2 separate regions of the Mus musculus genome follow, and region 2 is linked to region 1. A link is a contact called in ENCODE Hi-C or POLR2A ChIA-PET data. All regions are on one chromosome and are shown on one strand. The core of a region is the stretch at or near the end of the contact, and the rest is flanking DNA. Distances in the headings are between cores, read along the strand shown. Region 1 overlaps Prkca (protein kinase C, alpha). Region 2 holds the start of Prkca (protein kinase C, alpha).

What was found. A loop is a pair of places that touch in the nucleus more often than their neighbours do. ChIA-PET counts read pairs that join two places held with the same protein, here RNA polymerase II (POLR2A).
Region 2: a loop to region 1 is called in a map of gastrocnemius, with 2.6 times the contacts of the local background. The contact joins the promoter of Prkca here to the enhancer-like site in region 1. A Hi-C loop is called at or near these places in 4 of 37 maps with a recorded cell type or tissue (gastrocnemius, heart and left cerebral cortex). POLR2A ChIA-PET finds 5 or more read pairs at or near these places in 1 of 5 experiments (Patski).

The regions. Positions count from the first base shown.
Region 1 is chr11:108,298,155-108,303,078 of GRCm38, forward strand. The region is part of intron 2 of Prkca (protein kinase C, alpha); the gene reads right to left. Among named protein-coding and RNA genes, the nearest start is that of Prkca, 43 kb to the right of the region's middle. Within about 2 kb of position 2,492, at least 1 of the 3 ENCODE cell types and tissues checked has a DNase peak (open chromatin) inside an H3K27ac peak, as active enhancers do; it is gastrocnemius, where a contact is called at or near this core.
Region 2 is chr11:108,341,179-108,346,102 of GRCm38, forward strand. Prkca (protein kinase C, alpha) reads right to left here and starts at 2,710. Exons shown (of 17, transcript NM_011101.3): 1 at 2,317-2,710. The coding sequence starts at 2,489.

The sequences.
Region 1 (4,924 bases), core at 1,242-3,741:
GAGCTTAAGCTGATTAGGCAAGTGGGCAGTCCTGAGGGCAACTATGCCAGAGAATAAAAAGCTCCTGTGAGCCACTGTCCTGGAGAGGAAGAGACCGGAGCCATCCGTTCTAAGACCTGAGTTTGCGATGTATAATCTCAATCTTCTGTATTCAAAGTGGACTCCAAACGGCAGCTGCCAGCCTTAACTTGGCTGGAAAACAGATTCTGCACCCTGCAAAGCCAGATCAGAACATGTACCACTCCTCTATCCACTCATGGACAAAGGCAATAACGTTTATGAAGGACCTGCCACACTAGGCAGCGTGGATATAGCAACGGAGGACCTGGACAGACGTAGGAAGTTTAGTTTACAGAATTCATTTTTTAGCCCATGAGGTAGGATTGTAAGTTATAACAGAAGACAACTGAATTTCTCAACCTTGAGTCCTGATATTGGGATGGGTTGACTGAAGCAGCAGACCAATAGGCAGACAAAAAGGAACTCCAGAGAGGCACACTGAGTAACGTAGGCACAGGACCTGAGAACAAGTGCTCGTGCCCATAGCCCTGACCCAGAACTCTCTGGAAAAATGGATGCTACAAGTTCACTTTAGGGATTGCATGCTGAGATAGAAGAATCGCTCAAGATGGATTTTGCATGTTCATCGGTGAGCCTTCCTAGCTCAGTTACAAAGAGCCCATCGGTATTGAACGTCACAGCTCCCTGATTCGGCGTAAAAAAGCCAATCACAGAAGCTGTGAAGGCAACATCAGTTTAGCTGGACAGACAGACATACAGAGAGGTCGCAGCCACTGAGGACAGTTAGAGGGCTGAAGTGAGATGCTACCACCTGTTTCAAGACTACGGAAGTGGTCGGCCAGTGATACAAAGCTCACAGTGAACTGTGGACTACATGCCACCTTAACCCCTTCATTTCCAAATACTTTCCTTGCTCTGTTTACGTCAAGGCTTCAACTCTCAACTTGATACGGTCCAGGGTCTCCTAGGAAGAGGGAAGTTCAACTGAGGGACTGTCTAGATCAGATTGTCCTGCAGTCTTGTCTGTGAGATATTTTCTTGATTGCTAATTGGTGTAGGAGGCCCACCCTCTTGTGGGTGGTCCCATCCCAAGGCAGGGGCCCTGGGAAGCCACAGGGAACAAGCTAGTAAGCATCACAGGGAACTAACTAGTAAGCATCACAGGGAACTAGTAAGCATCACAGGGAACTAGTAAGCTGGTAAGCATCACTCCTCTGTGGCCTCTGCTTCAGTCTTTGCCTTGAGTTTCTGCCCTGACTCCCCTCTCAGTGATGAACTATAACCTGTAACTGAAACAAACCTTTTCCTCGCCAAACTGCCTTTGGATGTGACGGTTATTTATCCCAGCAATACAAAGCTAACCAGACCAGTTTCTGTAGGGGATTTCCTCAGCATTTACGGAACATAAGCCCCTTTTCTGAACCAAATGGCCCCATTGTAGGATTATGCTGGTTGGGTTATGGGCCGAGATACCTGTCACTGAGCTTGGCAGTGGGCCTAAAGGGAAGATCGCTGGGAGCAATCGGGAAAATTAAAATGAAAAGCATGATCAACAGCGAACCATCCAACACTTAAGCCACAGTAAAAGGCGCAGAGAGGTCTGATGTACGAGACGAGGATTTCAGTTGCGCGATGTAGGGCATCCGCCTTGAACCAGAGGGGCTTAGCTCGTTTATGCGGTTAAAGCTCCCAGCTGCTCTCTGCACTGCAAACAAGGTAGGGGGCAACGATTCACAGGCCAAAATATCTGAGAAGATACTGCGAACCCATCCCTGAAGAACTGCATGTAAGAAGTATGAGGGGCTTGGTGTAACTGTCTCATCTGTGAGAGGATGGCCTAGAGCACACCTCATTGGCTCACTCGCTCCCGTTTCCCTTCACAGCACAGCTGGAAGAAGAACATGAGCCAGATGTTCCTAGTCCTGCATTCCACTTGCTCTGGCCCTGTCCATGGGAGTTCCGCTACTTTGGCAGACTTACTGTCTAGACACCCCGCGGCAGAGACCTCTTGGGCCATCTGCAGAGCCCACACCTCACTAAAGAGTTTAGTTCATACACACAGATGAGTCCCTCGAGATGAGCTTCCGGAAGACGCCCGGAGCTTCCCAGAAAGAAACAGGAAAATAATGAGAACAAAGTTAGGTAGTAGCAGGGTGTTCATTCATCCGACAATAGGATTCCCCTGGGCTTCGTTCGGTCCTCTGGCTCCTCCTGTGTGGGTTGCATCCATTGGAGCAGGGTAGTGGTCTCATCCTTGAAGTCTCTCTCAGGAACCTGAACTGAGACTTGTGTCTTTTAGTACTAGAACTTCCCATCCAGCTAGGAGAGAGCTGGTATTGCCGCTTTAGACCTTAAGTAGAGAGAAAAGGCCAAGTACAACCAGAGAGAAGAAAAAGGCTGACAGAGAGGCAGAAGCTGGCAGGCCCTGGGGCCAGCAGGGCTCTGTCCTCTCTTTGTGCCTTGAGACACCCCCACAGTCTGGCACCAGGCCCTGCTCTTGTTCCCATAAACCACCCTGGGTATCCTTAAGTGAATCCTGATTATGCTGGCTTAAGTAGGCATTTATTACTTGCAATTAACAAGACATGGTCATAAGTTTAATCATTTAAAAGCTAGCTTCTAACAGTCTAGAGCCCTAGTAGAAAAGCTTCTAACACACACCTCTCTAGCATCCTATACTAAAGCACATGTATCTACAGTTTCAAAGTATGTGCTGTGGTCCCCATGGCCCCTTCTAAACCCAACCACATGTATGGGGGCAGAGGTGGACTCAGGGGAACGTCTATACTGTCTCCCTGCCCAAAGAGATGGCCCATAAAATCTAACCTTCCGCAGAGGCTTTTGTTTCTAATCCTCTCACTAAGGGGCCATCTTAGGGGCTTGAAGCACCAACACACGGACAATACATGTGCTGCTCAGAAGCAGGGCCGGTTGAACTCAGTTGGCATTTAGGGAATACACAGCTTCAAGCAACTGCCACCTCTACCCTGTTAGCTGGCATGCACCCCTAGCCTGGTGGAGGGGGGAGGGAGGCAATAAAAATAAGAACTGCGCTGACACTCTGCACTTTTCATGGCCAAGAGACTTGGCTGTACTGATTCAAACAGCTGTCTACCTACCTGAGTCCACCAAGTACCAGCTTTATCTCCACGTCATGGGGGGTGGGGCTTCTAGATGCTATGACAACCCGGTGGGCTCCGAGTTCCTTCCACCAAAGCTACACTTTAACAAGTGAGAAGAGATGGATACACACACAATGTTGCTGGCTAGAGACATTCCACACACTTGATAGAGAGCAACCAGAACAAGCCTCAGGTCTAGGAGCTGATGTAGCCTCATTTAACTCTAAATCTTTCAACCAACTGACCAGGACCACAAGTGTTCAGCCTCCCCAGTGAGAAACCAGGGATGTTAAGGCTTCATCTAAGTTTCTGTTTCTCTTCAGAAACAAAGAACCACCTGCTGTCTATTCGTTCAACCTTTCCATCTCCCACAGGCTCACCACTCTCTATTGAGGGGGCACAGATCCCTGGCTCTGTAAGCCCTGGGATGGGCTGAGCCCGCTAGGCATGCCAACATGTGGTGATGATCCTTGGAGCCCTTCCTCTTAGATCAGAAATGATGGGGGTCCACTGAAAATCCAGACTTTCCCCAAGCCTCCTGAATCATGGGATCAGAAGTCCCCAAAGGACAGAGAAAAGAAAATAAATAAGTAGAGCTGTCACAATGTATCAAGGCTGAGCTGTAAGGAGACTCCTGCCAGCACCTGAAAGGCCATAGCCCTGCGAAACTGGCCCGAGCTTTAGTTACAAGATCTTCTTTCACAGCCTACAGAGCACACCCCAAGCTCTGATCCCTGTACCCCTCTACCTGCCCATTGACAGGCCCCTGGGGTGGAGTTGTTTGGTTTTTTTTTTTTTTTAACCTCTGTAACTAAAGAAGATGATGGACCCACACGATAAGAGCACAGTGGCCTCAAAACCTCAAGTTTCCAATTCCAGAAGCTACGGCTCCGTTTTCATGTTTCACGAGTAGTAGACATTAACGAAGGCCCTAAAAATAAGAGGCCGTGGAGGCAGCCAAAGGAGACACGTAACACTCAATCAGAGCCTCTGTGAGAGGCAGAGGGAGGACTGCAGCAGGCTGGGGGTGGGGCAGAGGGAGGACTGCAGCAGGCTGGTGGTGGGCAGCCACATATTTATTTTCTGTGGGAGGTATGAGTTCAGTAACCCTGGAAATCAATAGCCTAAAGAAACTGCGGACACATGGAGGCTCCAGGAAAGGGCTCCCTCCTCTCAGAGCTACCCACAGGAACAAAGTATTTGCAGCCCAGGGCAGGGCGCGGGGGGGGGGGGGGGGGGGGCCTCTAGAAGGATGGCTGGCTTCTCTCTCCATCAAGCCAGGATAATAAAATCCAGGAGATGGAAGCCAGGTTCTTGGCAAAATGTTGCAAGAGAACAGCTTTGTATCCGAAAGATGGGTCCACCTGATAGGGTCTGGATTAGGGCTGGCTACTTTTTCAGCTGTGCCGGCTGCAGGAGTGATTTCAGCCTCATTGGGACAGGCAGAAACCAGCTGGAACTTGAACTTGTCTCCTTTTTTTAAATGAAGGTCTCAGCTAGATGTGGTGGCTTATGTCTGCGCTCCTACTATTTGGGAAGCCGAGGCAGGCAGGTAGGCACACACTCAAGACCAGCCTGAGCAGCAGAGTGAGACTATATCTCCAAAACAGACATGACTAGGGAGATGGCTCAATGGGTAAGAGTGCGTTTAGAGTTTACTATATAGCCTAAGTAATTATAGAAGCCAGTGATGTAGACTGTGGGGAGCTTGGAGAGTAGAATAGTAGAATATAGGTGCTATGATAGCGGAAAGGGGGAAAGTGGAGTGGAGGGAAACACGG
Region 2 (4,924 bases), core at 1,460-3,959, 43 kb after region 1:
TTTACAGTTCATCTGGGCTGCTGAAGGAATCCGATTTGGTGTAACATCGCTGCTATAGCTTGTGTTTGAGATTATCTGTGGTCCAATTTTCACTGAGAACCACTGGCATTCAAAGTCTATACTGAGACTACTCTGCTCTTGTAAATCATTTTAGAGAATTGACTCTGTAAGCACAGAGTCCTGACATGGATATTTGACTACAAACACTGTTCCAGCAGAACACGCTGCATCAAAATGTTCTCAGAGGTGGCTCATAATCTCTTGCTTTGCAGAGCATTTTAAACTTACAAAGCACTCTACATTCCTTTATAATTATCTTAATGTCATCACCCTACCCCCCCCCAAAAAAAAAAAAAACCAAAAAACCCTAGGTTCAAATATTTAGCTTTAAAATACAAGTGCTTAAATACTGAAATTAAATTGCAAACCAAAGACTCATAGAAGCCATAATGAAAGAAACCAGAGAAATTAAATCCACTGCAAGATGGTCTTGGTGGGGTTGCCTGGCCATCCAACTGACTGCTTTCAGATTAAATGAGGCTCTTGTGCTTGTGTGGAGCTATTCAGAGCAGGAGGGAAAGGGAACCTTTCTCTTCACATCGCAGTGAAGCCGGTACCCTGAGGATCTCATCAGTTGGCCTGAGACTGGGTCTCTGGGCAGTGAGAGTGGAGACTGATTAGTGAGCTTGGTAAAAATGTACGTCGTTTTTCTAATGTATCTACTTCCTGTAGAAGTAATTATCACTCTGTCCCTTTTGACTAGAATCTCGCGGTTAACATGGGAGGCTGCAACCTGCCAAATGCAATATCCTCCCTTACCCCGGTGCTAGAGACTCATCTTAAGGAGCCTTATCTACCGTCACCCACTCCTTGAGCTTGATTGCTTCAGATGCTAACTACTCTATGGAGACTGTAAAGTGGTTGTGTTGTTCACCAAGGTGCCATGCTGAATGATTTCTTAAAAGAAAGGAAAAATCGGGCATCTTATTGGCACACTGATGGTGGGGTCCCCTTTTAATTCTCTTCTCTGGGTGGCCTGGATTCAGCACCATCTGTCCTATAGCCACTAGGATACCCCATTATGTATAAGGCTGACTGCTTGGTGTCTAGGTGCGCTTCGCCCCTTGCAGCTCCCTGCCCAGGAGGGAGCTAAGGAGCCCTGGCCATAGTTCTTGCTTCTAAGGTACTTCTTACTCCAAACACATGGACAAAAGAGTCAGGGTATCCCCAGGAAAAGCTGACACTTGGTGTTCAAAGTCGTGGGAGGGGGACGATTTCTAAGATATGATGGGGGTGGGGGGGACTGACATTTTGTAAATCTGATGAAAGCTGTAATTCTCTCACAAAAAAAATTTAAAAAGAAAAACATAAATCTGCATAAATCCAATTTTACCTAATTTCACAGGCTCCAGAGAGATAGATCCCTGAACCCTTCTTTTTATCAAGCCCCTCAGTTGCCAACGCTTGGCGTTCAGTGGAAATCACCTGAGCGCGGACACCTTTAGCCATTACAGTATTTTTCTTAAATAAGCCCTCTGTCCTCATCAACTGGGTTACAGGTTTAATCTCCTGTTGACAGGGTCTATTTTAAATGACTCCCTCTGCCCTCTGCCATTTGCCTGCCGGGTTAGCCCTCCTCCCCCACGGCAAGCTTTCAACAGTTTGCTGCCTTCCATCTCTCTCCCTCCCCTCTCTCCCCACTCTGGGCTCGGCCAGAAAAGTCAAAGTCTCCGTGCCCAGTAGAAACAGCCTACAGTAGGCAGGGACCCAAGGTTCCAGCGGAGTCCCAGCCCGACGCGAGGCACAAACACTCCCCGGAACGCGCCCAGCCTGGCTCGCCAGCAACTTGGAGCGGCGCGCCGCGGCTCCCCGCTACTCCCGGGCGTGTTTCTTGCGCGTCCTGGGGCCACTTTGACTCCAGCAATCTCTCTTTCCTGTCCCTTCGCTCCCATCAGGCCCATTGACCGCTCCGCTTGGTGACAGGGAAGACCTGTGCGCCCTAGGAGAGGCGAGGGGACCTTCCCCCTCATCCGAGTCACCCCGTGCAGAGCCAAGCGTCCCTTCAGGGCACCAGGGCATGCGTGGCAGCGCCGGGCCACTTTCCAGGGAGTGTCCCGCGTGGGTGCGCGCCTGTCACTCCTGGCGAGAGTTCGGACTCCGGCCAGGCACTCTAAGTTCTCGGAGGAGTCCTGGCCCTGAGAGTAAGGACGCGCCGGGGCTCAGAGACGTCCCCGAGCTTAAGTCCCGGGGACAAGCAGACCTGAGCCCCGGGGCAAAGGTGGCTCTTGGGTCCCCAGGGCTGCCGCGCGCACCTACCAGATGAAGTCGGTGCAGTGGCTGCAGAAGGTGGGTTGCTTGAAGAAGCGGGCGATGAATTTGTGGTCTTTCACCTCATGCACGTTCTTCTGCCTCAGCGCCCCTTTGCGGGCGAAGCGGTTGGCCACGTCCTGAGACGCCGTGGAGTCGTTGGCCGGGTAAACGTCAGCCATGGTTCCCCCCAACCACCTCTTGCCTCCGCCGGGGAGCAGCAGCCGGGGAGGGCCGGGGTGGGCGGGGGCGGCGGCCGAGGTGGCGGTGCTGATGAGGTGCGGTGGTGGCGGCGGTGGCCCGGGAGAGCCGGGCGGGCGCTGCGCTACTCGGAGCTGGGAGCCGAGCCGCTCTCTCTGGCTCTCTCCGGCTCTCTGGCTCGCTGGCTGGCCCCACGCTCACTGACAGCCCGGCGCCCGGCGCTCGCGCTTCCTACTCGCGGCGGCAAGAGGCGGCCCGGAGCGGCGCCGCCCACTGCGCATGCCCGGAGAGCTAGCGTGTGTATGTGTGCACGCGCGCGCGCGGCCTGGAGTAGGAGCGCGCGGGACGGGGACGCGCGCCGGGCGAGCCTTGGGCCTCTGCGCTCCGCTGCACAGAGCTGGACACGCAGACTGGGGGGCCCCTGTGAGCCCCGCCAACTGCCGAGGGCGGCGGTCGGGGAGAGGCCCTGGAGATGCCCAGCCCAGGAAGAAGCCGGGAGGGGCGGGTCCTTCTCCTCCGCCGCCCGCTTCTTTTTCCTCCCTTTTCCTCTGCTTCCTCCTCCCTCTTTTTTCTCCTCCTCTCCTTCCGCTCGTGGTGCCGGGCCTCCTCCTCTCCCCACCTTCCTCCACCCACTCACGCTTCTCTGCTCATGCTTTCCTCTTTCTGGGATGGAAGTTGTGCCCCGAAGGAACCCGGCACGGAGCGCTCCCCACCCCCACCCCCATGCCACCTTAGCAGGTACAGAGGTAGCTCCTTGTCTAGCTACCTGGACCCACAGGCATTTGGGGGTGGGGGGTTTGCTGGCTTTTTATCAGCCTCTTTCCCGTTTAACCTTTCACCTGACCAAAATGTCATTCTAGTCGTTTATGCCACTAAAATGCCCAAACCCTAACCCTCGCTCAGTTCCGAGTCGGTAAAAGGGAGCGGTTTTGAATAACTGATTGCCGGCTCTCTTACATCCCTTCGATCTTTGACCTGCAGTTCACCTGCTTATTATATAGATTTGTATGACAGTCGTAATAACCCGGTAAGATGCCAAAGGGCTTGCCCTGGTTTGTGATGTTATTCGTTGGCTATCAGAGCTGTGGTGCCCGAAGATGATCGGGCTCTCTTGATTTTACATGTCCAGAACCTTAACTTAGAAATCATTTTGCATCCTAAGCTAATTGCTGAAATACTGGCAGGTGTAGAGTTCAGCCAGAACATTTGTAAATTACCAAGTAAAACTGCTTGTGAAGGGGTAGCTGGAATGGATATGTATGCAAAGGGCGCACTTGGGGCTGGGCTGTCCGAGCGCCTGCTGAATATTTATTAGGTCTGCCTGGAGGATTCTAAACCTGGGACAGAGCAACCCTCTACCAACAAGAAGTTCATTGTCCCAATCGGCCTAGGGTGGTCCCAAACTCGAGGTAATACTCCTGTCACAGCTCCTGAGTGCTGGAATTACAGAGATGAGCCATCGCATCAGCTTCGTTTATTGTAGAATACAAATCCATTAAGACAATGTGCATACTTGAACTTGGACATGGTAACACCAGCCAGTGATCCCAAGAGGATCAGGAATGTAAGATCTCAAGTGCAGACTTTAAAAGAGGGAAATCGCCTGAAATACTAGCTCACAGCATATCCCATAAGCCACGAAGGACTATCCTTTTCCAAGATTGCCTAATTGTGACTCTTGACGAAAAGATAGCTTTTACATTTAAACAAGTGCAGGCAACTGAATAGCCATCAGTAGACCAGGCTCTTCACTGACCCATTTACAATCTGGTGAGCAAGTGTCTTAGGGTTACTACTGCTGTGATGAAACACCATGACCAATGGCAACTTGAACAGGAAAGGGTTTATTTGGCTTACATATCCTGAATCACAGCCCACTGAGAGAAGCCAAGCCAGGAGAGAACCTGAGGGCAGGAGCTGATTGCAGAGGCCATGGAAGATTGCTACTTACTGGTTTACTCAGCCAGGATCATGGGCCCAGGAATAACACCACTCACAATGGACTGGGCCCTCCTCCATCAGTCACTAGGAAAATGCACTACAAGCTTGCCTACAGTCCAATCTTATGGAGGTATTTTCTCAACTGGTGTCAGCTTGTGTCAAGTTGATAGGGCTACACAGCGCAGCCAGTACTGCTGGTGCTTGGTGATATTCTGTGGAAAGTGAATTTAAGCACTTCCAGGCCAAGGAGGCGAGCAGGGAAGAGGCAGGAGAAAAATGAAGAACAAAGCACACTAGGAAAATGGATCAAATTGTAAAATAAAAAAACAAAAACAAAAAAAAAAACAAAAAAAAACACATTATGGGTGTCTCAAACCATCCATGTTTAGTTGATAATTGTGCTTGAAATGGGGCATGGTGGAATGAAGCCACAACCCTTCACTCAGCCGTGTTTATCTGGGACAGGGGTCTTCCT